2 separate regions of the Homo sapiens genome follow, and region 2 is linked to region 1. A link is a contact called in ENCODE Hi-C or POLR2A ChIA-PET data. All regions are on one chromosome and are shown on one strand. Each heading gives the region's core, a stretch centred on a gene start or an enhancer-like site at or near the end of the contact. The rest is flanking DNA. Distances are from core to core; before and after follow the strand shown.

Evidence for each region. Hi-C counts contacts between places; a loop is a spot of excess contacts on that map. ChIA-PET counts read pairs that join two places held with the same protein, here RNA polymerase II (POLR2A).
Region 2: a loop to region 1 is called in a map with no recorded cell type, with 1.8 times the contacts of the local background. The contact joins the enhancer-like site here to the promoter of ZNF35 in region 1. A Hi-C loop is called at or near these places in 1 of 37 single-sample maps with no recorded cell type. POLR2A ChIA-PET finds 5 or more read pairs at or near these places in 2 of 52 experiments (AG04449 and endothelial cell of umbilical vein).

What each region holds. Positions count from the first base shown.
Region 1 is chr3:44,646,149-44,653,206 of GRCh38, reverse strand. ZNF35 (zinc finger protein 35) reads right to left here and starts at 4,475. Exons shown (of 4, transcript NM_003420.4): 1 at 4,373-4,475; 2 at 1,948-2,266; 3 at 506-650. The coding sequence starts at 2,139. ZNF660-ZNF197 (ZNF660-ZNF197 readthrough) reads right to left here. Exons shown (of 8, transcript NR_147692.2): 8 at 4,736-7,058. It overlaps ZNF197 (zinc finger protein 197), which reads right to left. Exons shown (of 6, transcript NM_006991.5): 6 at 4,736-7,058. All of the region lies in intron 2 of ZKSCAN7-AS1 (ZKSCAN7 ZNF cluster antisense RNA 1), which reads left to right. RefSeq lists enhancers at 3,993-4,102, 4,183-4,352, 4,231-4,790.
Region 2 is chr3:44,843,049-44,850,106 of GRCh38, reverse strand. It overlaps KIF15 (kinesin family member 15), which reads right to left. Exons shown (of 35, transcript NM_020242.3): 30 at 6,873-6,982; 31 at 2,050-2,122; 32 at 1,549-1,586. It also overlaps the pseudogene HNRNPA1P77. Among named protein-coding and RNA genes, the nearest start is that of MIR564, 15 kb to the left of the region's middle. Within about 2 kb of position 4,331, at least 6 of the 41 ENCODE cell types and tissues checked have a DNase peak (open chromatin) inside an H3K27ac peak, as active enhancers do.

The DNA.
Region 1 (7,058 bases), core at 3,226-5,725:
CCCCTTGTTTTGGGTTAAATTAAGGCTGCCAGGTGGAGGTCATTAGGGAGAGGGTGTTAAGTGAAAATGCGACATAAACCGCATGCCTTTTGCAAGCAGTTGCAGCTCTCCTGTCCAGCCTGTGCCACTGGGCCATGTGGTTCTCCCGTGCCCAGTCCACTGCCTCTAGACTGTCTACCCTGTACATAAACACCTAGTAAAATTCTATGTTGTTTGCTGGCTCTGGGTCTCTTCTTCAGCCTCTTGAACCTGGTACCATATTGGTGTTGATCAGGTTTCAGCACAACACCTATGTTTGTCTAGTGTCTTGAGCCTGTGTGCAAAATAAGCCACTTCCCATGACAAATGCACAGGCATTTCAGCATTCCTCTTTCCAGCTTTCCTGGACACTTTCAATACCTCAGTACTCTGTTGGTCAACCTAGGAGACTGGATGCCCACCAGTCTCTGAAAAGATTTTGAGAAACCCCAATGGTCAGATTCAGAATCAGGGAACTGAACCATACCTAGAAAGTTCATGGTCCCATGAGTCTCCAGTATCTCACTCTTGGCCAGAGTCCCTGGTAATGAGTAGCTGCCAAGGGTTGAAGCAGCAGGTGCCTCCTGAGTTGCTTTCAGGACTACCGCCATATCCCAGGATATGTTCTGACCCTAGAGACAAGCAGGCACATGTTTAAGAGGGAACTGGTGGTAGGGGGTAGTGTGGTTACAATTTTGAGAATGAGAACATAATTATCTATTCCTGGAGGCCATAGAACAATTTTTAAAAACAGAAAAGGAAGCCAGAGTCTCCTCCAACCCCCAGGGTGAGTTGGGCAGAGAAACAAGCTAGCTACTTTCTTCCTTATTACTTTGATTGCACCTCACTGCTCACTCCAGAATCTAAACCTAGCTTACCAGTGAGTACATGATAAGAGGAGAGAGCATATGGGAAGAATTTTCAGAGTGAACTTTTGTGGGATCTAAAGATCAAAGCAGCAAGGTTTTGATGATATTATTACAGAAAGGCTCTGGGGGAACCTCTGCCCTCATTTGACTAGTAATGGTAAGGGGTGTGTTTGAAACATTAAGGACAGCACAGTGTACAGCCTCATGAATCAAAGTGTGGTGCAAAGATCAGCAGCAGTATCTGCATCACCTGGAAGCTTGCAAAACAAACAAACAAAGAACACAGAATCTCAGACCACCCCCAGACATCCTCAATCAGAATCTGAACTTTAACTGTTTTAACAAGAACCCCTAGGTGATTCCTATGCACATTAAAGTTTTAGAAGCTCTGGTTAGCATTGTCAAAACCTGACTGAAATTACCTGAAGAGTTTTAAAAAAACATGGATACCCAGGTCCCACCCTTAGATTCTTTTTTTTTTTTTTTTGAGGCAGGGTCTCACTCTATTGCCCAGGCTAGAGTGCAGTGGCATGAATTCGGCTCACTGCAACCTATGCCTCCAAGGCTCAATCAATCCTCCCACCTCAGCCTCCCAAGTAGCTGAGACTACAGGCACGTGCCACCATGCCAAGCTAATTTTTTGTATTTCGGCATTGCAAAACACGAGGTGTGCAATGTTGCTCAGGCTGGTCTTGAACTCCTGACCTCAAGTGATCCTCCCGCCTTGGCCTCCAAAGTGCTGGGATTACAGGTGTGAGCCACTGTGCCTGGACCACGGATTCTGATTTAATAGGAATAGAATACAGTATGGACATCAAGATTTTATAAAAAGCTCTCCAGGTTCTGTGTAGCAAAATTTGAGAACCACTGGTTTACAGAAAGTACTGAATGTCACATCAATCAGAAGGGAATGTTTCTATCCTATTACAAAAGACTGGAAGCTAGAATTGTACCCAAGAAATAAGACTCCAGGTGTGGAAGCAGAGGGGCAGAGTCCCCTCTTAAACTACTTGAGGTCTTCAAGTATCTCCTCCCCTCTTCCTCTCAGGCCCCCGTTTACCTTTTCTTCCTCTTCTGATCCATCAAGGCCTGTCTGAAGACCCTGCACTGGGGCCCAGACTTTGATGTTCTCGGAGTGCACTTGTTGGCTGGATGCCTGACCTGGGAAGTTTTCTTCTTCTTCCTCCTCCTTTTTCACCTTCACTGGGCCCCATGGGGCTAGGGCCATGGCTTCTCTCAATTCTGCAGTCATCTTCTCTGCTCAGCAGGGGAACTCCTATAGCTGGGCGCTGCCCTGCAGAGGTCAAACCCCATCCAAGCTTTATGTTTCAAAAGCTTCTTCTTGAGTTTCTTCCCAGGGCCAAGATGAGTACTGCCTACTGAGAAATCAGAAAACACTGTTAGCACCAAGGAGAGATTTGCTGGATGCCACTTAGCAAATTTGCCGGATGCCACACCGGCAAATTTCACCAGCGCCTGGCCAGGGGCCAATGTAGGACATGGAATCCTCTATTCCTCCCTCATAGGATGAAGGGGTTGGACTATAAATATGTAATATCTTCCCATAATAACCACATTGCAAACAGCTTTATATAATGTTTATTGATTTTTTCCTGATTAAAAGTTAACTTACTTTTATTGTAAAAACTTAAAAGCAGCAAATGATTAAGAAAAATCATCTCGGTCTACCTCCAAAGAGATAACCACTATACATTTTAAGATTTAAGATATTTCTTTCAAAGGAAAATCTCCAACCATACTACTAATAATTATGATTTTACAAATTCTTGTTTTTGACTTTGGGGATACATATTTTCACAATTATCATCATAGCATTTTTTAAAAAAGGATTTTACAACAAAAAGATTTTTTATTGCCAAGGATACAAAATAATGTGAACAAAAGGATCCCAAGAAAAAGACTGGGAGTCTTTATACCAACGTGTTAGCAGTGGGTAGTTAACTCTGGATGGTGTAATTACAGGTAGTTTTAAGGTTCTTTTCATTTTTTTTGTTTGATTTTTACATTTTCCATAGCTTCCAAATGTCCTGTGAGATAAAATATTACACTTAAGATTTAAAAAAAGATTACTTTCATGTTGCCATTCTTCATGCTTATTTTAAATGCTACACAATAACCTATGGTGTTGATAAATCTTCACTCTCATTGAAAAAGGATCAAGTAATACAGAAATATATAGAATTAAATATATAACCTACACACACTACACACACACACACACACACACACAAAGTACTTATCAGTTTAGATGGGAGTCCTAACCCATTTTCTCTGCATTTACATACTTATATGTTCACCTTCACACATATTGCTTATTTTTCAAAAACATACTTTAGATCATCACAGTTATATACTGTTCAGCAACCTGCATTGTTTTTTAACTCAATTTCCGTATTTCACAATAGTCTTAACAATCTTTCAATACAACACATATAGAACTACCTCATTCTGGCATAGTATTCTAAATTGTGGCTATATTATCATTTACTTAATCATATTCTATTTATGAACCATTTATTTAGTAAAAGTTTATATTTCCATTTTATTAATATTTAAAAGTTTTTCTTTGTAAATATTTTTTTTTTGCTGAATTATTCCTTTAGAATAATCAGAGAATTACTGGTTCAAGGATTTGCTGGTTGATATGTACTGTCAAATTGCTTTCCAAAAGCACCATGCCAATTCACACCCCCACTAATTGACAGTAACCCTTTATCACAGCTAAGCCAGCAGGGTTTTTGTTTTTAACCTGTGAGCAAAATAACCTTACTAGTTTGATTGCTTATGAAGAGATTGAAATTTTTCTTTCTAACCCCCTTTGAATGTTTTATTGGAAAAGGGTGCGAAATCTTATTCAATCCCCTGTTGCTGCTATTGAAGTGATCATACTCTTTTCCCCATGTCAACTTACTGGCCACTTACTGTATACACTGAATTTATTAAGTAATGCAATACTTTCATTCCTGTGACAAACCTTAATTCTGGAGGACTATTCTTTCCATCACTATCCGAATTCAATCTGGTATGAAGGTCCTTAAGACTAGTTCCACCTTGTGTATAAGACTGCCTACAGTGAGTACTCTCATCAGACTTCTGATCAGATTCTGACGGACCTCCGGTCCCAGACGGCACAGGGCCCTCTATCAAAGGCTCCCTTTCAACGTCCTTTCTCTATTTCCAAACGTGGCAATCCATTCTTTCCACGTATAGGCTCCTCGCGGCCCTGTCCCTGGGACCTATCTGGCCCCTTGGCCGGTCCGTGTGCATCCTCTCCCGGACCAGGCCCCAGGTGGGCAGCAGCCGGGATTCCGAGGCGGTGGGGAACTCACTGCCCCCCGCACCCCGACAGACAAGGCTGGTGTCCCCGGGGAAAGGACGCAGGGGCCGCTCCTAGGGCCATGGCCCCTGGGAGAGCCCCTTTTTCTCCCTCGACGTTCGTGCCCACCCCCTCCGACCCCACTCACTGTGCGCAGCTGAGAAGCCCGACCTGAGTTCACTGGCTCTGCAGCAGGAGGCTGGCTGACCGGTACTTCAGCTTCTACCGGCACGAGAACAATGACCGGACAGGAAGTGCCTCGGGATGGGCTTCCGGCTCCCCAAGTCGCCAAGCCGGCCTCTCTAGGAACCTCGGAGGTGCTTTCCTCTCGATGGGTGTCCAATGTCGCCCCAGACCAGGGATGGGGCAGAAGCGCTTAGGAGGATTGTGCTGTTGGAAGCTCTAAGTGAGCCTCAGGGAGGGGCGCATCCCAAGCAGGGATGAGACACTCAGGCGAGGCGCGCACCCAAGAGCCTGAAGCTACACAGCATTAATCTGTAGAAAGCCCTGATAATTTCCCCTCAAATGTTTTATTTTGAAAATATCAGAGTACAGAAGAGTTGAAAGTATGGCACATTGAATACCCGTATTTTCCATGTGGACTCAACAATGAACATTTTGCTATGTTTGCCTGATCTCTCAATACATATTTAAAATCATTTTTTTGAAAGTTGTAAACATCAGAACACTTCATTCCAAATACTTCAACATGCATCCCTTAAGATTAAGAATATTCTTCAAACTACCACCACCGTCACAGGTAAGAAAATCAACAAAAATTCCCTAATACCATCTAATAACCAGTCATATTCAAATTTCCCAACTGTCCTAAAACATGTATTTTATAACTTTTTTTCAAATCAGTTTCACACACTTTAGTTGGTTACAGCTCTTTAGTTTTGGGTTTTCGTTGCCATTGTTGGTTTTTACTTTTTATTTTGAAATGATAGAATCACAGGAAGTTGCAAAGATAGCACCCTTCACCCACTTTCCCCTCATGGTTACATCTTACATAAAATGAAAAAGGAAATCAACATTGGTACAGTATGTGTGTATAGGTATAGCACCTATAGATTTGTGTAACCACCACTGCAATCAAGATACACAAGTGTTCCATCACCACAAAGACCTTTCTGGTGCTACCTTTTAATAGTTCCATCCAACCCTCTCCCCATTTTTCCTCCCACCATCCCTAACCTTTGGCAACCATTAATCCATTTTTCATCTCTATAGTTTTATCATTTTGAGAATGTTATATGAATATTTTCATACAGAATATGGCCTTTTGTGATTATTTTCACTCAGCATTAATTCCCTTGAAATTTATTTGAGTTGTTATGGATATCAATAAGTCAATTTTATTGCAGAGTAACAAGTATTCCATGGTAATACATAAACCACAATTTGTTTTAACCACCTAAGGAAGGATATATGGGTTGCCTACAGGTTTCGACCATTACAAATAAAGCTGCTATGAACATTCGTATACAGGTTTTTGTGTGAACGCAAGTTTTCATTTCTCTGGGATAAATGCTCAGAAGTGCAATTCCTGAAGCATGACATATACATGTGTGGTTTTACAAGAAACTGCCAAATTATATTCCAGAGTGGCTGTACCATTTTACATTCCCAGCAATGTATGAGATCCTGTTTCTCTTCATCCTTGCCAGCAGTTACCACCATTAAAAAAAAAAAGTTAAGCTATTCTGATAGGTGATATCTCACGATTTTACTCTGCATTTCCCTCATGCCTAATGATGTTGAACATCTTTTCATTTGCTTATTTGCTATCTATACTTCAGTGAAATGTCTGTCTTTTGCTTATTTTCTAATTGTATTTACTTATTACTGTTAAATTTGGAAAGTTCTTTATGTAGTTTACATACAAATCCCTTGTTGGATATGATTTGCAAATATTTTTTCCCAACCTGTAATATCATCTTTGTAAAAAGGTCTCTTACAGGGTAAATTATCTTAATTTTGATGAAGTCCAATTTAACATTTTTTTTCCTTCTAAGGAGCATGCTTTTGAGTCATCTGAGCCTTCTTAGCTCAGTCCTAGGTCCTGAAGTTGTTGGTTTACTGCCTATGGATATCCAATTACTCCAACAGTATTTGCTGAAAAGGCGATCCCTCCTCCATTGAATTGCTTTTGCCCCTGTCAAAAATCAATTGGCCATTTATGTGAGTCTATTTCTGGTTCTTAGTACCTAACGGCTCTCTAGTATTATCTTTTAAAAACAAGCCTCCTCATCCATGTTTTATACCTTTCATATCGAAATTTTCATACATACACAAAAGCAGAGAATGGTATAATAAACTCACAGCAGACTCAAGACAGCTTGAACAATTTTCACTCCCCTCTCTTTTTCATCATAATAATATTTTGAAGAATCCAGGGCAGCTTTCTTATGCAATATTCCACGTTCTGGATGTGTCTGTTTCTCGTGGTGTCTTTTATTTGTTCCTCTGCCTCCTGTATTTCCTGTAACCTGGCAATGAGGTCCAAGAAGCTTGATTAAATTCAGGTTGAACATTTTTCAGCTTATTACATCACAGAAGGTGGCACATTATGTGGGCTGTCTCAATCTAAGCAATGTGACATTTTGTTACTCGGTGAAGAGGTAAATCACAGCATTCTCCATTGTTAAAGTACATATGTCCTTTGTAATTATTATATAAGCTGGGATGATTCAACAACCTGGATGAAACATTTTTATATTCATTATCTCATAAGAACTTTGTGAGGTAGATATTCTTCCTCCTGTTTAACAGATGAGGAATTCAAGGCTCCAAGAACTGAAGAGATTTTTTCTGAGGCAGATGGCAAAACC
Region 2 (7,058 bases), core at 3,082-5,581, 200 kb before region 1:
AACTGGAATACAGTACCCTATCAAAACTCCTTCATTGCCATTTACTTAACTATGTGAACAAGATTTCTCAGCATTTATATCTATAAAAGCAGAAAATACGAATAGAGTTGATGCTGAATCCTGTCTCATTTGAGAAGTACAACAGAAAAATGAGCTGACTGAAGAAAAAGCATTAGGTTAAAATACATTAAGAGATGCATTTCCACTAAAATTTTCCCTAAGTATAATAATTACTTATAAAAATTTCCAGTAAATTTAAGGCACACTGATTAATAATTGTAATGTGAACTCAATTGGTAATAAACATAACAAAGCCATATGATTAAAATAAATTTTTACAAATTACTTTCAATTTGTGTGTGTGTATGTATGTACATACATATATTTTATTGTTAAGTAGTATGATGGGGTTATCAATAAAAAAATTTTCCAGAAAATATATTAAATCAATATAAAATCCTGCAGGGTGTAGAAAGGAACTTCAATTACAAAGGAAAAAGGAAAAATGTAAAATTTTAGACTTGGAAATTTGTTCATGTATTTCTTAAACAGAAAGTAGCAAATTAGTTAAATACTTTTAAAAGAATGGCAAGAGCTTTATTTTCTTTTCTCTTTTTAAAAAAATTTATTTAAAAAAAATTTTAGAAATAGAGACAGGGTTTCACCATGTTGCCCAGACTGATCTCAAACTCCTAAACTCAAGCAATCCACCTGCCTCGGCCTCCCAAAGTGCTGGGATTACAGGCGTGAGCTACTGGGCCCAGCCAACAGCTTTATTTTCAAATGTCACTATATTGTATATCCCAGAATGTCTATTCTTTGTAACAATTTAAACTTACAATGAAAAATTTTAGATATAAAGTCAACTTCAAAAATATGCAAGAGGGTATATGATGTTTCAAAATCCTTTAAATCAGTATAATAAGCAAAAATGTTTGAAGATCTCTATCCCTAATAAGGAGTATCTACCCAGAAAAAGCCCAATAGCTCTCTAATGTTGTTTTGTTTGTGTTAATGCCAACCAGCTTACTTAGTTTGAATTTTACAGAAAATATAGTACACCTTGCTCATCAAAGAGTGAGGCCATTTATAAGGCTACATGAATTAATATGAAAACTTTATGAATAAATTAAACTCATGGCTTTAGAAAACATAAAGAGACCCAAGGGCTAGACCAGAAGAAATCAGAGTACTGATCTTTGGGTCTCAGAGGGCCTCAGGTTTTAAATCAGAGGAAACCAGAAGCAGAAGTGAAAAGGGACACCTGGTAGTTACATTGTTCTCATTGTCCATGAGGAAAAGCCCCATCGATTCCTCAAGGGAAGCTAGGCTTTTCCTGCTATTTATTTCTTTAAGATTTCTTTTGAAGTGGCTTCACATGAGAAACCCTTTTAGCAAATGGTATTTAAAAAAAAATCTGTAAACATCTATTAAATTCACTTATTACTGCAGAAGGAAAGAAGTTACCTACCTTGTGGTATATCATTCCTTTAGAGGAGAATAAGGAAAAGATGATCAAGATTTTAAATTACAAAATAGTACACTTACTCTGCTTTCATTTTCAGCATTTCTTCAACTATTTTACTCTATAAGAAGATTAAAAAAAGAAAATAAAAAGATTGCTTAGGTTCTTAAATAACATTGCTTAAAAAAGATAGAAAGGAACCAGCCCATTCTCCTTCATGTGAATAAAATCAAACCAATATCCTTTTCCACAGTGCCAGCTACACATACATAAAGTAAGTACCTATTTCCAAGACTTCATGCACTATGCCCTCTAAGGCTTCAAACAGGCCTTGGTACTTGCTTCTAAATGGAGAATTATATGTGTGCATGCTGAGCAGTAGGCTTGCCATGTAGGCATGAAGACAAATTCTTAATTCTCAGCTGTGTCTAAATACTAATGGTAAATATCATGCTAAACAGTGGAAATGCAGAAAAGACAGGAATTTCAATAGTAAAATGATTTCTAAAATATACTACCATAAATACTAACTATAAAAGCATTGCTCAGACAAGAAGAAACTATTACATAAAAAAAAATCTTACTTTTGCAAGTCTTTCTTTGATACTTTCTTCTTGTTCATTCTTCAGCTGTTGATTATCTGGATGATTCTGATCACTGCATAGATTAACAGGGGTGGGAGGAGGCATAGGAAAACACTGCTAAGTATATTCAAGTATCAATTTCAAATTCAAATCCATTATATGCAGCAATGCCAAGGTGTACAAAGAAAGGCTAACTCTATTGTGATTGGGTCAAGTCAGTACAGTTGATAAATGTGATTGACACATGGGGATGAAATAAGGCACTTCCCCAGAACTCAGGATTCCTCCCAGTACAAAAGCAAGATGAGATGAGGTGGGAAATATAATCAAGGATTGGTTGAAAGTAAAATACAGTAGAAACTTAGTTAAAAGTGGTAACATCTGAAGATCGAATGTGAACAAAAGGGGGCTGAAAGAAAGAGCCAAGAGCCTGGTATGAATGTGATCAGCTGGGAGGGGGCACATTTTGGGTAGGCAGGGTCGCTCTGGCCTCAGGCTAGTGGAGTCCTTGACTCTCTTTTGCTCAGGTTCCATAGTCAGTTGGCATTTTCTGATAACCACTCTGCCTTTCCGTGTATGTGGACACCAGGGCCAGATGTCCCAAGCACCAGATATGTCTTCATGGAAAAGGAATGTTCCAATATATAAAGTAAGAAAATTACATTCTAGATAATACATCTATCTCTGTGAGCCTGACCAGGTGAGGATAATAAGTTGAGTTTCTGTGTGCAGCCCCTGGACCAGAGAGACATCCCTCCCTCCCTCCTTGGAGAACCTTCCTGAATGTTGTAGGCTTCTCTAGGAATATCTCTCTCACTGGTGAGTAAAAGACCATTTCTTGAAGGAAAACAGAAGCTACAGTGAGGTTTCTTTCCCTTAACAAATCTGGCAGCCCAGACAAAAATGGTAATGAGTCCTCAATGAAGAAATACCCCAAATCATTAGGGAAAGATATGTTTTCTGTCCACTAATCCAAGGATTGGCAAACGTCTTCTGTCAAGAACGAGACAGTAAATATTTCAGGCTTTGGGAGCCATGCGGTCTCTGCCACAGCTATTCAACTTAGCTATTGTAGTGCAAAAGTAGCCACAACAATATTAAAATGACAGGGTGTGACTATGTCTCAATAAAATTTTATTTACAAAACAGGTTGTGAGCTGAATTAGGCCCCTGAGCTATAGTCTGCCCTTTCTCTAATTTTTCACAAAGAAGGTTCTGAGTAGCTCTTTTATATATAAGGAATGTGAGGCTATGAAATGAAAAACTTTTTTTTTTTTTTTTTTTTTGAGACAGAGTCCTACTCTGTCCCAGGCTGGAATGCAACAGTGCAATCTCAGCTTACTACAACCTCCACCTCCCCGGTTCAAGCGATTCTCCTGCCTCAGCCTCCTGAGTAGCTGGGATTACAGGTGCGTGCCACCACTCCTGACTCATTTTTTGTATTTTTAGTAGAGACAGGGTTTCACCATGTTAGTCAGGCTGGTCTCAAACTCCTGACCTCAAATGATCTGCCTGCCTCGGCCTCTCAAAGTGCTGGAATTACAGGCGTGAGCCACGACACCCAGTGAAAAACATCTTTTAAAAGACATTTATTCAACATCATGATCAGACTATGACATTTGGCAATCAACAGGATGAGTGCAAAGGAAAAAAAAAACACATTAAAACTCTTTGTTAAGACTGCTTTACACTTTCCACAGAACAGAAACTAAACTAACCTGTTATACAATTAGTCACAAATACGGTCCTTGAGTTTTTTACCCATACACCTGAGTATTGTCTAAAACATATCTTCTTTGTAGCAGCTAGGCCCTGCTACCAACTGTGCTTGGCTGAGTTCACAAATCTGTTGTAACCTGTAGTTTCCCTGTCACTTCTCTGGCTCTCCTCTCCTGCTAAGCTTTGTTTCCTGGCATTAATTAAAACCTTCTGCCACTGCCATAACTACTGCTGCTACTGGAACTGCCTGTCAACCTAAAAAGAAACTCAGAAAGACAGGCTCTTTAGAACAAACAAGTTTATCTAGGAATAGCAGAGGGATTGCAATTGCAGGGTATGCAAGCTATGACGGGCCATTAATGTATCCAGGGGAGTTGGGGAAAGGGAAAGCTTTTAAAGACAAAGAGAAATCCATGAAATAAAGCTTGAAATAAAGCTCACGGGTCACAGAAGCTCAGTGCAGGAGTTGGCGTTTATTCATTGGTGGAGATGGCTGTTGCTGAGTAACTGTCCTGGTGCTGGCAGCTTGTCTGAAATACTGCAGGCCTGAAAAATTCCTGTGATAAGCTCTGTTGCAGGGTGAGTGCAGAAGTGGGGCATGTGGGACCTGCAGGAATTTCTTGTGATAAGGTATATTATAGGCATGTGCGGTGAGAACTTTTTTAGGGCCTCCTGACTCCACTTTGTTAGGGTTTTGACATAAGTGACTCCATTCTGGTACTGGCAACTTTCACATGCCTTAGCCACCTTGATTTGATGTTTTGGCAACATAGTAGCCTCAGCCACCACAGGGGCCAGAGTTTCTTTCTTTCTTTTTTTTTTAGGTGCCAGAGTTTCTGTCTCCAAAGTTTCTTCTCTTCATGGGTTCAAAATTGATTGAAGATTGGTTGTTGTAATTACCAAAATCGTTGTAGTTCCCACCATCTCCAAAACTGCTTCCATCATTTAAGTACTAAATCCATTATAGCCATCCCTGCTGCCCCCATATCCACCAATACAGCTGCCTCCAAAGCTACCATTACCAGTGAAATTTTTCCTTGATGACCAAAGTTGTTACTCCCACCAAAACCACCTCCATGACCACCACCAAAGTTTCCAGAACCACTCTGACCTCTCTGGCTGGCTGAAGTACTAACCATTTCTTTCTTCAACATGGTTTTCCATACTTCATGGTAGTGGCTATGTACTTTACGGTATTTCTGAGAGACAATCTTATTCGCAGAGTCATGGCTGTCCTCAAAGGTTAAAAAAGTAAAGCTCTTCTTTTTGCCATTGCCTCACTCAGTCATGATTTCAACCACTCCTATTTTCTCATACCTTCACAATAATCTCTTAGGTGATGTTCTTCAGTGTCTTCTGTGATGCCACCAACAAAGATCTTTTTTACAGTTAACCAGGCACCTGGTCTTTGAGAATCTTTTCTTGACATCCCTCTTTGGTTTCACAACTCTTTCATCTGCCTTGTGTCGCCTTGATTTACGGCTGCATCCATCTCCTCCACAGTGCCATCTGTGAAAAACCAAAGGCCCTGGAATGCTTGGTGTTTGGGTCTCTCATTGCTATATAATCCATGAGCTTTCCTCACTACTCAGAATGGCTCCCCAGACTCTTATTGGTTGTTTCAAAGCTCAATCGTCTGATGAAGAGCTTCTGTAGCTATTCGGGCTATTTAAGAGACTCTGACTTAGATATGTTGGTAGTGGGAAGAAAGACTTGAACGATGCATCCTTAGTGGCATCCATGGGCAAAAGTAGTAAGCTTATGACGTATCTCTGAAATACGGTATTTTAAATTTTCATTTTACAAATGATCCGGAAATGTTCTATGTTCACAGTAGCTCTTGACAAAAGACAGTATACTAAATATAAGGCTTTTCTTTAATAGAATTGGACATATATGGAGCATATGAAAACTAGGTGAGCAGACTGTGGACTACCTACATCAGAATCACCTACAAAGGGAGGCACGTGCTTTTTTAAAATGCAGAATTCTGGGCTTCGCTCCAGCCCTACTGAATAAGATCTCTGATGCTCACTAAAATTTGAAGAGAATCATTTAAGAAGAGATTTTAGCATAGCCACCATTACCATCCTCAAATCTCTCCTGCCTCATTTAGGTTTTGAACAACTCATATCAGGGGTGTTTCTGGACAGGGCCAGGGAGCTGCAGGAGTGCACAAGCTTCTCTGTCAAAGATGTTGTGGCAACAGCATGGACAGCAGTCAGTGGAATTCGGTAAGGGCTTCTATCTCGGAGATCCCACTTTGATTCAATTCGACTTCTTGCATAATTTTACAGGCCACTATCATCTCCAAACTCTCACTCAGAAAGTTACAATAGGCAGAATCATAATTCTACCTTGTGTACTTAATAACTACTTTTCATTGACTGACACCTGCTACCAAACACTGTAACTGGCACTTTATACATGTAATTTTTAATCTTTAAAACTCCTTGTGAGAAAATGAACATTTTCTTCATTTTATTGTTAAGGAAAGTGAAGTACTAAAAGGGTAAAAAATATGTTGAAAATCGTATGACTTTTAAGTCAAAGACAAGATATAAGTCTGGATATGGCTGCCCCGACACTATGCAAATGTATCGGCAAATGCAACTACAAAACTGCCTTACCTGAAGCCAAAACACACTCAGAGAGATGTCTAAATCCAAGTGAATGCTCCTCTGTAAAATGCTAAGGATATCCTTCTTGTCCTGCCCAGGGGCTTTCCCTGGACCATGAGTTACGAAGCAAAGCCAACTAGTAGGGAATTCTCCCTTTCTCTGCAAGGCTTCTTGAACCTTGTCGATATTATATATACCTTAAAAAAATTTTTTTAAATATAAGTAATTTGTTTTAAGTATCTCACATGTTTTAAATTCATTTCAATCACTTTAAAACAAATGCAACAATGCCAAAAACGCACTGCAGAGCAATGCAAAGGTGAACAGATCAGACTTGATTCAAAATCAACCAAAAGACCATCTCCTGGATTAGTGGGAAACATTGTACACCTTGGGAAACCTGTGAAACCAATTCCAACCTCATTTAACTCCACACAGGCAGGCCAAGATTTAGCCCATAGAGTTCTCGTGGTTCTTTCTCACCTGTTTTCCTTTTGTCTTTTAATATCATCCAGCTGACCTTGCAGGAGCCAGTTTTTCTCTATTAACTGCTGACTTTCCAGGCGTAGGTTTTCCATTTCACGCAACTGCTCCTAATAACATCAAATCGTATCTTTTCAAAAAACACATTACAGTAGGCTTCATTTAGCTCCCCAAGGCCACCACTGA